Regions from separate parts of the Homo sapiens genome. Here region 2 is linked to region 1. Evidence: chromatin loops called from intact Hi-C (ENCODE). Cell type or tissue: PC-3. All regions are shown on one strand.

What was found. A loop is a pair of places that touch in the nucleus more often than their neighbours do. Peaks named below come from ENCODE experiments on the same cell type or tissue, not always from the same donor. Only the 100,000 strongest peaks of a DNase experiment are listed, where the experiment ranks them.
Region 2: a loop joins it to region 1, with 3 times the contacts of the local background. A loop is called at or near these places in 3 of 110 quality-filtered maps.

Annotation. Positions count from the first base shown.
Region 1 is chr4:74,034,169-74,042,168 of GRCh38, reverse strand. It overlaps CXCL3 (C-X-C motif chemokine ligand 3), which reads left to right and starts at 3,480. Exons shown (of 4, transcript NM_002090.3): 1 at 3,480-3,657; 2 at 3,756-3,879; 3 at 3,993-4,076; 4 at 4,892-5,580. The coding sequence starts at 3,558. The coding sequence ends at 4,907. It overlaps LOC105377275 (a long non-coding RNA gene), which reads right to left and starts at 3,224. Exons shown (of 2, transcript XR_938875.3): 1 at 1,222-3,224; 2 at 1-681. In PC-3, CTCF peaks have their summits at 3,387 and 3,593 (motif pointing right); a DNase peak (open chromatin) is centred at 3,388; H3K4me3 peaks cover 3,936 bases; H3K27ac peaks cover 3,860 bases.
Region 2 is chr4:73,676,326-73,684,325 of GRCh38, reverse strand. No RefSeq gene overlaps it. Among named protein-coding and RNA genes, the nearest start is that of UMLILO, 30 kb to the left of the region's middle. In PC-3, no CTCF peak of the experiment used is centred here; DNase peaks (open chromatin) are centred at 1,065, 4,235, 7,165 and 7,965; H3K27ac peaks cover 8,000 bases.

The DNA of each region.
Region 1 (8,000 bases):
TCCTGTCTAGAAAGCTAGCAGGTAAAACATGCACATGCCCTGATTTCATTTTGGTGGTATTCTAAATGGATTTAGAAAAATAAACTTAGAAAAAAATGAACTTAATTGGGACAATTTTCAATTTACAAACATTGCAAAGATAATACAGTGTCTGTGTGCCCTTCATCCTTTTTCCCTGACAGTGAACATTTTACAACAGCACGGAACGTCTGTTAAAGCTAATAAACCACCAATGACACGTTACTTTTAACTAAACTCCAGACTAAGTTGTGTTTCACCAGCTTTTCCATTAATATCATCTTTCTGTCCCAGGATCCTATCCAAACTACCACACTGCAATGAGTTGTCACTTCTCCAGTTTCCTCTGGACTGTGATGGTTTTTCAGTCTTTTATTGTTTTCATGACCTTGACAGTTTTGAAGAGTACTGATTAGCTTTAGGAGTCTTCAGTATGAGTTTGAAGAATGTTTTTTATCATAACTAGATTTGGGTGATGAATTTTTGGAAGTGGTACCAAAGAGGCATCCTGCTTATGCCATTCTTATGACATCATATCAAGTGGGTACATGATATCCATATGACATCACACTGAAGACGTTTATCTTCACCATTTTTTTAAAGAAGTAGTTTGTCAGCTTTCTCCATGGAAAAGTGCCTATTTTATTCTTCAGAATTGGGCACCTTAAGGAAAGATAATGAGCTACATCAATGCCACAGGAGAGAGTTATGCTGTTAGTGAAACAAAACTACAAAGATATATTATCGTTTTGATGTATTTTCATTTTAAAATATGTAAATTTAAGCTATTCAACTAGGTCAAGAACAAATACATTTTTAAAAATCCTTCCTCCCCTTAAAGTACTAATTATATATCACAGTGCATTTTTACCATAGTTTAATGGTTAAGAGCCATTTTCTCTGGGTTTGATTTCCAGCCTCAAGGATGTATGAAGTTAAGCAAGTGACTTAATCTCTCTGTACCTCAGTTCCTTTGTTTGTAACCATTAAGTCCCATAAAGATAACAATTAATATCTACTTCACAGTATTGTTTGGAAGATTGAATGAGTCAATATTTGTAAAATGCTTAGAAGAGCATTAAATAAATTCTCTGCCCCTTGTCTCTGGTGCAGAGGTTTAACTTGCCCATAGCATGAAGTTATTAAATAAAAAAGCAGCATGTTCCACATTTACCCAGAATCTTGTAAGCTCTTATCATTTACCTTATGTTTGCTGAAGAAAAACAAGCAAATTTTTAATGACCTCCCATCTATGTGCATCTCCTGGTAAAGTACAGATGTGTCTTCCTTTCTGAAAGCCTTCCTAAATTAAAAACATTTAACTTTTTTGTTTTTTATAAATTCCCAATTGAACTTTATTTTTCATTTATAAGTTTGCAGCATTTATTACAGCTTGAAACTGCAGAAGACATTTGGGACACTATTTTGGCCTCCATTGGGTCAATGTTTTTTCTGTATCTATCCTTTCTTTCAAGGAATTTAAGTAGTCAGGGAGATGTGAGAGAGGAAATTATTGAAAAAGAATGGAGCATATATATTACCTATAGTGTCTATTTTAAAGTAACAGGACATTCTAGCACACCTTTCTATCCCTTGTCCAAGATTATTGTAATGACATCACAGATACCCGTGAGCACCAGTAACTACAAGACCATTTTGGAAACTGGGATTGTGGTGTTTATATGAACATTCTTCTTTCTAGGATGTGCTTTGATTTCTTAAGGACTCACACTGCTTTATATCAGTTAGAGACAGGGAGAGTTGGGTGGCAGTAAGGGATACAGAAAATTTTAAATGTGAAAAACACTGGGGAGTAAAACTTTCCATTAGATTCTTCTTTTTTCCTTTACAGAATTCATAGCAGGCTGAGTTTTTGTTCAGGCAATGTCGGGAAAGAAATAGCCTTTTAAAAATGGAAATAGTCCATTTTATTTATTTAACAACCATTAATAAGGCACTTAATCCATGTTGTCTCTTACAAATGTTAACTCATTTCTCATAACCACCTTGGGCTAGGCACAGAGAGGCTTAACAACTTGCAAGTGATACTCTGCAACTAAATACAGGCAGCACAGTTGCACGCTCTGTGTTTGGTTAGGGGCAAGGACTCTTATCCCTTGAGCTGGGTTGTGTAGAGCCCTGTGCTTCAGGCAGATGCCATTCCTTTCTCCTCTCCTCCATCCTACTCCACGTCTCAAAGAGGTCTGAGACCAACTTGTAGAATCACACTTAAACCCTCTAAAACCTAATGACAAATCAAAATACATTATCTAAAACTAGAAAAAGGGACAAAGGTGTCAGGTTAAAAGACTGAAAATCCAGACGAGAAAAAAAAGTGCCCTGTTAATGTTTCCAGAGAAAGATCCCCCAGTGCTGAATACCAGAAAATTCTATAGTAAATGAAATGTGATTTTATGTGTGATCTGGTGTTTAAATGTCATCAGCAGGCAGCTGTTTGCTCCTTCAGTGGGAATGGTGTTTGCACACCAGGTACCTACTCTCTAGTGTCATTCGCAAAGACAGAACCAGAAACATTGAGCCCATGATCCTGCTGGACCCAGCCCCTCCACAGCTTCAGAGTGACAGCCAGTGTCATATTTCTAGATCAAATCTGAATCCCTCCCACTGGGAGAAGGTCTCCAGGGGATTTAGGAAGTTCCAACATTTCAGAGGGAGGAAGGACGTTATGCAGGATACAAAAGAAGAGGTCATGTTATACAGCCCTGGCTTCCACGGACACTAACACTGAATTCAAATTTTGACACTGATAATCTGTTGCCACCAAATGGAAAACGTAAACAAGGTATTCTAAGTGTGATTAGAGAATATGCAAAACAAGGAACAAGTAGAACATTCTTCTCTGGAATCCGAGACGATGGCTGTACTTTCACAGAGAGCATGATGTTAGATGTACATGAAATAACGCTAAACCGAAAATGAGAGAGGCAGAGACCGGGAGGTTAACATAGAGGATAGACTATATAGAGAGAGGATAGCTGAGGGAAAACTCGCCTGTCTCCGGGTCCCCAGCAAATCTGATAACTAAGGAGACAAAGCTCTCTTCCTCTAAAGAAGTCGTGCCTTTCCTGTCCTGGTTCTCACGGGTCCCCCCAGCTCTTTCCTCCAACCCTACCCCGTACGCGGGGGGTCATCGGGGACCTAAGGTCCCCCCTCACAGGCTGTATCTTCAGCGAGGTGGACTCACTGCCTCTCCAGGAATTTGGGGCAGAAAATGAATATCCCAAAGTCCCAGAGTGCACGGGGGTTACTCTGGAGGGCGAGGCGTAGGCGTCACCAGTGGGCTCCCCCTACCCGTATCCGACTCCACCCCGGGGGCGGGGCCGTCGCCTTCCTTCGGGACTCCGGATCGATCTGGAGCTCCGGGAATTTCCCTGGCCCGGCCGCTCCGGGCTTTCCAGTCTCAACCATGCATAAAAAGGGTTCGCCGATCTTGGGGAGCCACACAGCCCGGGTCGCAGGCACCTCCCCGCCAGCTCTCCCGCTTCTCGCACAGCTTCCCGACGCGTCTGCTGAGCCCCATGGCCCACGCCACGCTCTCCGCCGCCCCCAGCAATCCCCGGCTCCTGCGGGTGGCGCTGCTGCTCCTGCTCCTGGTGGCCGCCAGCCGGCGCGCAGCAGGTGGGTCCCGGCGCCCTGGGGTCCCCGGGCCGGACGCGGCTGGGGTGGGCGCCCCGCGCCGACAGCCCCGCTCAATCAGCGAGTCTATTCTTCCCTAGGAGCGTCCGTGGTCACTGAACTGCGCTGCCAGTGCTTGCAGACACTGCAGGGAATTCACCTCAAGAACATCCAAAGTGTGAATGTAAGGTCCCCCGGACCCCACTGCGCCCAAACCGAAGTCATGTAAGTCCCGCCCCGCGCTTCCGCTGCCACCGCTGGGGTCCCCGACTCTCCCGCTGCCCCAACCCTGTCCCCAGCCCGACCTCCTGTCTCACGGAATTCCCTTCTCTCTGCAGAGCCACACTCAAGAATGGGAAGAAAGCTTGTCTCAACCCCGCATCCCCCATGGTTCAGAAAATCATCGAAAAGATACTGAACAAGTGAGTTGTAATTTCCATATACACAGGCGACTGGAGCCGTTGGTCAGAAATACTGGCATCTGCCCCCTAAAAATAAAATCAGGGAACCCCAAGAGTTAGCTGAAGGACTAGAAATTGTGATTATTATTTTCACAATTAAAGTTGCCATTAAGGTTATTAATCTGCTCTGGTGCCAGAGGATATTTCAGTATTTCAGTGTCTTCCATTTCCAGGCCTAACCCCTGGGAGGGTAAATGTGGGTTTCTAGAATACTAAGTAAATTTGACTAACAATGCCAAAATGCCCCCTGCCTGTTTTGGGACGTTTACCTCAGTCCCTAATGGGCTTCAGACCTGAAAAATGCAATGTCTGGTTTGGGCACTTTGGGCCTGTAAGCCTTCTTGGTGAAGAGCAGAAACTTTGCAGTAACACCTTCAGTGAGTTCAAGGCTAGGATCCCTGTCAACGTTATTTAATCTCTTTGAGCTTTAGCAAAATAGGGTAGATAATGGTAGTTATTTCATAGGGTTGTGTGCAGCTTAAGGGAGATCATGAATGGACATTTCTAACCCAATGTGACAATCAGTGACCAATATGTTTTGGCTTTTTCAAACCAAGAATCTAGTTGAGTCCACAGCCACTTCTTTCTTGAAAAAAAAAAAAAAAGCATTCAGGAGTGCAAGTTTTCTGCTATAGAAGGCAGTGGGTACAGACAGACCTTCCCTGAGTGGAGGGCTGGGAGAGAGTCTGCATGGGGACATCCCTCCAAGCAACTTCAGAGTGACAGAAGAGCAGCCTTCCTTAGCACCTGCAACAGTAACCCTTTTCTCATCACAGGGGGAGCACCAACTGACAGGAGAGAAGTAAGAAGCTTATCAGCGTATCATTGACACTTCCTGCAGGGTGGTCCCTGCCCTTACCAGAGCTGAAAATGAAAAAGAGAACAGCAGCTTTCTAGGGACAGCTGGAAAGGACTTAATGTGTTTGACTATTTCTTACGAGGGTTCTACTTATTTATGTATTTATTTTTGAAAGCTTGTATTTTAATATTTTACATGCTGTTATTTAAAGATGTGAGTGTGTTTCATCAAACATAGCTCAGTCCTGATTATTTAATTGGAATATGATGGGTTTTAAATGTGTCATTAAACTAATATTTAGTGGGAGACCATAATGTGTCAGCCACCTTGATAAATGACAGGGTGGGGAACTGGAGGGTGGGGGGATTGAAATGCAAGCAATTAGTGGATCACTGTTAGGGTAAGGGAATGTATGTACACATCTATTTTTTATACTTTTTTTTTAAAAAAAGAATGTCAGTTGTTATTTATTCAAATTATCTCACATTATGTGTTCAACATTTTTATGCTGAAGTTTCCCTTAGACATTTTATGTCTTGCTTGTAGGGCATAATGCCTTGTTTAATGTCCATTCTGCAGCGTTTCTCTTTCCCTTGGAAAAGAGAATTTATCATTACTGTTACATTTGTACAAATGACATGATAATAAAAGTTTTATGAAAAAAAAGGCTTATGTGGTTTTTCAAAAAATTCTTCTTGACTTTTAGTTCTTCCCAGGCACCCAAGGTGTTATACAGTTAGGCTGCAGGTTCTATCTAAATCTGTGCCTGCTTCTAGCTGTCACTTCCCTTATATTTCTCTTATTCAAAACGGACTATCCGATGCTTTTAGAAAGTACATACTACCCCCCAACCACTTTGATAATTCTAATTTTGTATAACATTTAGCTGTTTTTCACATTGACCAATTTGTTATTCAAAACTAGTTCTTTACAAATTTTTGAATGTTATTGATATTTTAACATGGGCGTCTGCTAGATCTGCTAGATGCTTTTGGTAAACGGTTTCTCAAATACTTATGCAATTCTTTCCCGTTTAACAAGGTTGGGAGCAAAAGGTAGAAAAGTTGATTCTGCCTTAGAACTAAAAAGAATTGTGATATTAAAAAAAATGACCTATTGAGATACTGTAATGTAAAATATATGACAAAAATAGCACAAAAGACAGGTTGGGAGATAAGTGGGTTTAGACTATAACATATCTCTTCAATTGTTAGAGAAAGTATTAAGAAAAAAATTGTAGCAAGAACAAATGTTGTAATTTGTAGGGCAACAACTAAAAGGAAAATGCAAAATTTTGGACTTAATCTAAAAAGGACATAAAATAGTGTAATAGAAAATACCCGACTAATACAAAAGAAGACAGAAATGGAGGAATAAACCAACACATGGATCAAAGGCAGAAGAGACACATCTTTACAGAAGAATTGCTGATAATATGAGTATAGTCTCCTCCTTCCCGAAGGTGAAGCTTAATTCCCCTCTCCAGGTGCGTGTAGCTAGACTTAGTGACTGGCTTCCAAAGAAAAGACTAAGAAAAAGGAAAAAAAAATTACAGTGGAGAAATTTGGCAGACAATCTTAACCAAGTGATCAAGGTTACTGTCACCAATTATGGCATGTGAATATTACGCACCCCCTCATATAATGTGATGGAAGGACACTTCCACTCCATTTATATTCTTCCAGAAAATGCATAACCTTTGTATAATCACAACAAGGACATCATAAAAATCTGAACTGATTTTTATGGTGGTAAAACTGATGGACGTTTTACAAAACTCCTCATAAGTACTCTTCAACCTGTCAAGGTCATGAAAAACAAGACAAAATCAATAAATTGTCACAGATTAAAGGAGACAAAAGTGATATGGGGACTAAATACAATGTGGTATGTTGAATTGGATCCTGGAATAGAAAAAAGGACATTATTGGAAAATTGATGAAATCTGAATAAAGACAAGAGTTTAGTTAACAGCAATGTACCAATGTTAATTTCTTAGTTTTGTCAAATATACTACAAGTATGTAAGATGTCAACATTACGGGACACTGAGCTAAAGGTCAGATATAGAAACTCTCTGTGCCCACACAAATTTTTTGTGAGTCTAAAATTATTCCAAATTTAAAAGTTTATTTTTCAAAAGATAGGACAAATATAATAGCAGATAGTAGACTTAGATACAACTATATTAAGAATTATAGTAAATTTAAGCAGAATAAACACTCCAATTAAAAGTCAAAGATTATCAGACTACATAAATATGACATGTTTATGCTTCTTAAAAGAGACACACTTTAAATTATATCTAGATAGGAGGAACAAATTCTAGTGTTTTATACCACTGTAGGATGCCTATAGTTAAAAGTAATAGTTTCAAACAGCTAGAAGGATATCAAATGTTCCCACACAAATAAATGATAAATATTTGAAATGACGGATATGCTAATTACCCTGATCTCTTCACTATACATTATATATAGAAACATTACTATGTACCCCATCAATATGCACAGTAATTATGTGTCAATTATAAAAATACAATAAAAGTAAAAACAAATTGGGCACCAGGTTGCTTGAAATTAAAAGAATTAATAGTGTTATATCACATACAAATGGGCTGACATGGATATATTACTATATTGAAACCTGACCTGGATATATTAATATATTTATTACTTAACTATTAATATGCTATTCATATAAATTATATTTATTAAAAATTGATATACTAATGAAGGCCTAATTAATATATTATGCCTTAAGGAAAGAAATAGTCTTGGAGATAAAAAAGACTGTTAAAAATAAAAAGGGGTTAACTAAACAAGAGACAAAACATTCCTAAGCTTTTATGAACTTAGAAACACATTATCAAATTATATAAACTATTTGTGAGGCTGAGGTGGGAGAATCAACTGAGCCCATGAGTCTGAAGCTGCAGTGAGCTATGATCATGCCACCGCACTGCAGCCTGGGTGACAGAGCAAGGCCTTGTCTCTAAAGAAAAAAAAAATTCACACACACACATAAAGCAAAATGAAGAGATCAAAAAAGAGCAATAGACAGATATATAATCATAGTTACAGATTC
Region 2 (8,000 bases), 360 kb after region 1:
ATGCTAATCTCCCTTCTGATGGAGAGTCTTGTGCTCTGCCTGGAATGCTCTGGCCCCAGAGTTACGCATGGTTTCAAGTTACAGTTAACTACCATCACCAGCTGAGGTGTTTTCAGAATTCCCAAACCAAATGAACCCCTATTATATGAAATAATTACTGTGTCCATTTATTTATTGTCTGTTGCCTGCCCATGCCATGTAAACTCAAAGTGAGTGAGGATCACTGGTTTTCCTGGTCCCTAGAATAGTCTGGCATGTAGCAGACTCTTTAAAAGAATGTGGTGACAATTCATTTTGTCAATTTTTTCCTCTCTTGACTTTCATCAAGATGACTAAGCTTGGAGAAAATGAGAAGAAAATAAAAGAAATCAAGAAATAATAATCTCAAGACAAATAGAACAGTTCTAGATTCAAATGTTTAATATGAAATAAAAAGTAAAGAGTTGAGTGTTATTCTTGAATGAGATCTATGCAAGTCATGTGCAGGCAGAGTTCAATGGAGACACCTATTAATTTTTCTTATCATGACTATTATGCAAACGCTTTTGTTTTCTTTTTATTATGAGTATTATTTTCCATAGTAGATTTGGGTTAAGTAATAACTGTGGGGTTTTTTGCAAGGAGTATTAACATTTTATACTTGAGCAAGAAAAAAATGAAATCAAAATATTGCTTACTCTGTAACTACTGCCACACTGCCCAACTTCCCCTGATTGCTGTGAGTCTATTTCCATCTGAGGAATCAAAACTTCTTTTTTTGAAAAAGAGACCAGTGGAGAAGGAGAGGGGGAGATTTAAGTAATCATTCATTGAACTTTGCATATAAAATAGTACTATACATTACCAAGGCCCACCTTAGGATTGGGGAATTTCTCTGTCTCATTTTTTAATGTATATTTGTTATTTATGAGTCATATATATTAAAAGTTACCCTTTATAAGACTTCAGTCAAAGCTATGAATCAAAATCTTTGCATTTGTTTTTGGAGCAGAGAGGTTTCTATTTACCTAAGATGTGTTCTTTTGTCTGTAGAAAAACGATTGCCGACATGAATAGCAGCTTTGTTACCTTATTACCCAATGCAAATAAAAGAATAATGAACAGTCATTTTATGTGACTAGTAAGAAAGAAATTATTTACTATGCTTAAAATATGAACTGAGCTATTATTCTGTCATTCCACAGAACTCTGAGCCAGTTGTTGAAGAGCTCCACTCAGATTGATCATAAGTTAGAAAAGCTCGTCAAGTTCTATCTGATGACAAAACAAGTTCGGTCAAAGAACAACCCAGGTAGTCAATATAGTAAGAAAGAAAAGCAGGCATCTTTTGTTTGTCTGAAATAACTATTTGTTTGTAACACCAGGATATCATCTTATATCTAGCCTCAGCCTTGGGCCAAATTATGATCCAAAGGTTTAGTAAAAAGAAATTTGTTCTCTCCAGAATTTCAGATTTACTGCTGTATGTTTTCTCTCTCTATTTTCTGCTCAAGAAAAGGTAAGATGCTTCTGGACTATGAAGCAATCACGGGAATCCATGAAGGGCAGAATGTTGTAATGAAAAAAAAACCCAGCCTGAGAATCAGGAACTTGTTTTCTAACCCTATATAACTTCTCTGGAGCTCATATCTCTGGATGCAAAATAAGCATAGGAATCTTTTGGGTTCCATTAAGCTCTAAAAAGGAATGAGTCATTGCAGTAGAGCTTTCCTAGGTGGTAAATTAAGATTATATCTACACTGAGTTACTAAGAGAATAACAAAGACATTATATATTTTTAATAAGTATCTCATTTACAAAATTGTCCCAAATGTTGCTGTTATTTACTGGAGGTACTTATTAAAAAATATTATTTGCCAAAAATGCAACACAAAGAGTAGAAAATCTGCCAAAGTTCTGTTCAATGTAACCAATATTTATTGAGATTCCAATTCCTGGGAAGCTTTAGCTTGACCTTAGACAACAGCATGCAGAGTTGTTTCTCAATATTGTGGATTTATTATACATAGTGGATTTATTTCTACAGTTAGAAACAGTTTCCCTCATTCTTTAGTAACACACATTGAGCTCTTTCAGAAGGCAGGAGAGGGGGACAGTTTTGAATGCCCTAAATTTTCTAAATTATACCCTTTGATTCAAAACCTTTACTTTCATCAAATGCACTTTATATTCTTATATATGGAGGAAACCTTGGGGCAGCAGAGTTAGTTCATATACAGAGAGAAAATCTTTGCACCAAGGTTAGATTAACTGAAAGAAAAAACATGTAGAGAATATGTGTCTATAAGGAGACTGAAGCCAGTGATAAAGCGGTTTTGAAATGGTCAGAACCCAGACAACATGTTTAAGCCTGAAAGTCTGAAATCTGGGACAGCACAGAGATCTTTTGGTAAGTAGGTCAGTGGAAGAAAAAAGACTTTTGCAGTGTACATCATGGTCTCAAATGAGTATGCTTGGATTTGCATACTTACGTAAATTCAAAACCCTTTTTTTCTTTTATTTTTTAATTGACAGATAATACTGTATGCATTTATAGTGCACAACATGATGTTTTGTAGTTCATATACGTTGTGGAATTGTCAAATCTAGCTAATTAACATGTGCATTACTTCACGTAGTTATTTTTGTGGTAAGGGCATATAACATATACTCTAGATTTTTCAAGAACATAATATATAATCATTGACCATAGTCACCTTGCTTTATAGTAGATCCCTTGAAATTTATTTTTTCTATCCTGCTGTAAGTATGTATCCTTTGGCCAACATCTCCCCCTACCCCCACCACCCCCAGGCTCTGGTAACCACCACTCCACTCTGCATCTATGTGATCAAATTTTCAAGATTCCACATATAAGTGAGATGATGCAGTATTTGTCTTTCCGTGCCTGGCTTATTTCACTTAACAGTTCATCCATGTAGTCACCAAGGCTGGATTTCATTCTTCTTTATGGCTGAATAGTATTCCGTTGTGTATATATACCACATTTTCTGTATTCATTCATCCATTGATGGACACTTAGTTTCCACCTAGGTTTCTACCAATACCCTCTTTGGTGTATTCTATACCAACCCTGGCTAGTCCCACAGCACTGCCACCAGATATTACTACTTAAGTGGAAATGAGAGCCCATTTCCTTCTATTAACATGCCATTAATACACAGAGAGTCGCTGCAGAGCATTTGCACATTTGCTGTTCCCTTTGCTTGGAATGTTTTTCACCCAGATATATATATGCATGCTCTCTCTCTCACTTCCTTCAAGTCTGAGCTCAAATATTGAATGAGAGGCCTACCTCCCTCCTTTTAAGATAAGCATTCTCCTATGAATGTGTATTTCTTCCTCAGCTATATTTTTTTCACAGCCCTGGTAACTCCCAACATATATACTTATCCAAATATATTCATTTGTTTTTATTTTTTGCTTGTGTCTGTGACTAGAATGCAAGCTCTAGAAGAGCAGAGACATTTATTTGTCCATTGTTGTATCCCAGATCCTATAATACTGCTGGCATATAGTAGGTGTCTAAAAAACACACACCTGTCTAATTTGTTGAATGCATTAATTAAATACATCCAATACATTTGATCATCCTTTAAAACAAGCTAAAACACTGGGCAGGTGGAAAAATAGTCAAGGTCATTTCTGCCACCTGGTTTTTCCTCTGCTATCCCTTCCAAAGGCTTGAAAATGGCTTCATCTCAAAAAACAATTACAGATCATGGACAATGTAAAAGCATATTTGTTCCTTATTTTCTGGAGATGACTATAAACCTGTAATTTTCCTAGAAGGAACATTTATAAGGTGTGTTTTAAATCTTTAATTGTTCTGATAGTGAAGCAGTGGCTAAAGTTTAGGGATAGAGGCTCGATGAGGAGGTAGCTGATATATATAATGACCTGCATCTCTCCATCCCTCCTTTATAAAAAATTCCAACCTTGGTTTTGTCAGTCTAGCTTAACTGGTCAAGTTCAGGAAGCTTGATAAAACTTTCAAAATATGAATAAATCTAACAGTTATTTAGATATTCTTCTCTTCCTCAAGCTCTGCTGGAGGTCACAAGAAATGTGCAGTGTAATTTCTTAGCTTGAGAGATCCCAAAGAGAATAAAACGAGAAGAGGAAGAAGATCATGTTGACTTGATCCTTCCCTCTTGGGTTTGGATGCAAGTGACTAACATTCTGGGAGCATTCCCAAGTTTTAGTCTCCTGAATGATCCTTGATAGAATACCCCCTCAGAGGAGATTTGCAAGGTATTTTATTGAGTTCCTGCTTGAGTCAGAAAGTATGTTCTGTTCAGGCGACTTGAAATCATTATTTCCATTTCCACGCCTAGTTTCTAGATAGCCTGGTGAACTCATCTGCCTGAATGTTCCATTCACATCTTGATAATTCCTTAGTCCCTGCATTAAACTACAGGGGGTCATGGGGCTGCATATACTCTTTGCGTGTATATATTAAATAATACTGGGCCAAGCAAAATAATTTATCTGCTTCATCCAGGAAATACCCTTTCCTGAAATTTAAGGCTGTGAGCCAGACAGCTTATTTATGAAGACTAAATAATTTCTCATCCAGACTTGCTTCAAGACTTTTGCTTCACTGTCCTCACTCATCTCTACTACCCTCCTTGCAGAACCTGCCTTAAAATCACTTAGCCCAGGTCCTGAAATGCTATAAACTCCTTGCCTGAATTTAGCATTTTGAGATATCACTAAAAATGGATAGTGCTTTAATAAACTTAACATTGTATGATCAATAGGAATGAATAGCCAACAGCCAAAGTGCAGTTTTAATCTGACCTCATTATTTCCTCTCCGAACTTACTCTTTCTCCTTTGATGACATTAGAATCCAACCAACAGAGTCCATGAAACAGAATTATTCTTCACTACTCCCTCTGACCTTCAATAACTAACCAATCCTGAAGTTCTACTAATTTTGTCAACTTTTCACTTTCAATATATTCCTGCTGTCTTCCCACTCTTTTTCATCCCCACTCCCCCACCCCCCGAATACTCTATGTAATCAACTCCACTTATGGCTGGTATAGTTGCAGGCTGGCATCATGTATGCTGCCTAAATCCTATTAAAAGAAAAACTTCAACCAATTTTTTTTTTCGGCAGTCTCGCTCTGTTTCCCAGGAGGGAATGCGGTGGTGCCATCTTGGCTCACTGCAACCTCCGCCTCCTGGGTTCAAGCGATTCTTCTGCCTCAGCCTCCCGAGGAGCTGAGACTACAGGCGCCCACCACCACACCTGTCTAATTTTTGTATTTTTAGTAGAGAGAGGGTTTCACCAGGTTGATCAGGCTGGTCTCGAACTCCTGACCACAGGTGGTCCACCCACCTTGGCCTCCCAAAGTGCTGGGATTATAGGTGTGAGCCACTGCCCCCGGGTGCCTAATCAAATTTCAAGGAGTTTAATTGAGCAATGAACGATTCACGAATTGGGCAGCCCCCAGAATCACAGCAGATTCAGAGAGACTCCAGCACAGGCACATGGTGGGAGATTTATGGACAGCAAAAGGAAAGTGAGGTACAGAAAAAGGAGGTGAAGTAGAGAAACAAGTGGATTGGATAAAGTTCTCCAGTTGCCTTATTTGACCAGGATTTGAGTAGTTGGGTGCATTTGATTAACCAAAACCCAGTGATTGGCATAGTTGTGGGCTACGGTTGGTTTACAACTCCGCTTGTTATAGTTCACAATGTACAGAAAAATCTTTAGGCCGAACTTAACTATGTAAGGAGGCAGCTTCAGTCTCATCTTGATTTAACAATTCCATAGATGCTATCTAAATCGATATCTCCAGGGATGAGAGTTTTGGAGACTTCCTACCCCTTCTCCTTTCCCCGTGGATTGGGAAACAGGAATTGCTGGGCTCTCCTGTGTGAATGATATATTCCCTTTCTTATACAATACCACCACCTCACCTTCACTTCCGTGGTTGCCGTTATTGCTGCTGTAATACTGGTTGTAACATGGGGGATTTTGCTTAGGCCATGGTGGAAGGAAGATGAGTTTTAAGCACTAAAGATGATTTTGAAGGAATAAGTGGTATTTATCTACCTATAGTCCCATGGCTACCTCCTCATTTCATTTGCCACAGTTTTTAATATTTTTACCAACAGCTTGACATCCCTTGATTTGTCCTCTTTTTTCTAAAACAATCTGTGATCTTTTTTCTAAAACAAAGTGCCAATTTGATGTCTGGAACTGCAGTGTCTAGACCTTGGCTTGCAGAGTTCTCAGAAGAAGGAGCAACTGAGGAGGGCTTCAGTCTCTGCCTACCTAGGCAGCCCTGCTAGACAGCCTTCTCATGGAAGAAAATTTGAGCCCCTGGTGAGAAATTCCCAGGTCCTGAGAACTCAGAATTACAGACCTATAACACGAACTGTATGTAGGCTGGGAGAAGAACCACATGGACCTCTCTTCTCGTTTAAGAAAATTCTTACTGATCTTAATGCTTACATTTTTAGGTCAATAGCAGGATGGACATGACCTACCACAGAAACAATGATTTGATTTTTTTTTTTGTTTTAAGGGCTTCTTTTCCTCCTATATCAGCAGATGACAATACGAGAGGAGATTAAATTCTATGGGGGTGAAGAAACTAACCTCAAAATTTAAAACTGAAGTACCATTTTTTAAAGATAACAGTTAACATCTGTTGGATGCTGACCATGAGCATATTTGCAAGGCCTTAGAAGATAGATGTCATTATGACATTAATTTTACTGATGATGAAAGAGAGGTAGGACAGAGTGTTGAAATCACTTTCTCAAAGTCACACAGCACCTAAATGGCAGAGCCTGGCTTTATCCCTGAGCCTACGTGCTAAAGCATTTTTACCAGGGTTTGTGAAAATGTATTCTAAAGGAAAGTAGTCCCACAAGATGCTCCAATAAAAAAATGATTTTAGAGTCATTTGAGCTCCCTTAATACTTAGCAATTCACTATGAACAACAGCAAATAAAGGCTCTGAAGAAACTTGTTTAACTTAATATTACACAGACTTTCACAAACTTACTGGAGCATGGCACACTTTTCCGCGTGACTACCACCAATACGTTAGCAAACACATAGTAGCAGAAACACCTGTCAGAGGACAGTGTCTCAGATTCCCTTCACATCCTTTCTGGCTCCAGACCCAGCATATTACAAAGGTGCTCCATATTTCCCAAGTGAGTCATGAAATAGAAACTCTGTCAGGAGTCTCTAAACACGTATGGCAGATTTGTATGTGTGGTCTTTAGTTTTACCCGGTTGCAAAGTCCTCCAGGATAGGCATATCAAGTTCCATTTATAAAAGCTCAAGGGAAGTGCTAGGCAAGGATCAGAACTGCTCTGTGCCTTCCTGAAAATCTGTGTCCAGCTGGCTGCCCTTTGAGGTCAGCCAAAGTGTCTACTGGCAGGCAATGTGAAAAACTCAGCTAGTGAGTCTGTAAAGAAGAAAAAGGCAAAGTTTAGCAGGCATTACTCCTTTTGCTTTCAAAAATATAGGCATCCTACAGGACTCAGAGGGACAACAATTATCAGGCACAAAGTTCTTGCATCTCACATCACAGAGTGTTCAGAGCACACAGTGGTGCTTATGAGTTGTGCTGATTTGGACTTATTATTCACCTCTCTTTACTTTATTTGCACAAATTATAAACCTTTCTTTAGCTTCTTCCAATGAATATAAGTAATGAAAGTCCTATTCCAAAAGGCTGTTATGAGGGTTAAGCAAGATAATGCAGGTAAGGTTCCAGCACACAGTAAAATGCTCATTAAATTTGGCTATTATTAAGGCAGTCCAAGCAGCTGTGCAGAAATTCAGTTCTACATGGACTCAGGCAAGTTACTGACTCCTTTCAGGAGCCTGCTCTCAAGTCTTGAGAGTTTTCCCAATAGCTCCTTGGCCTTTCAAAGAAAATGGTGGGGAAAGAGTGGTGTCATTAAGTGGAAACAATATAGGAAGGTGACAGCTACCCTGAACCTGACTCACAGGTTCTGAC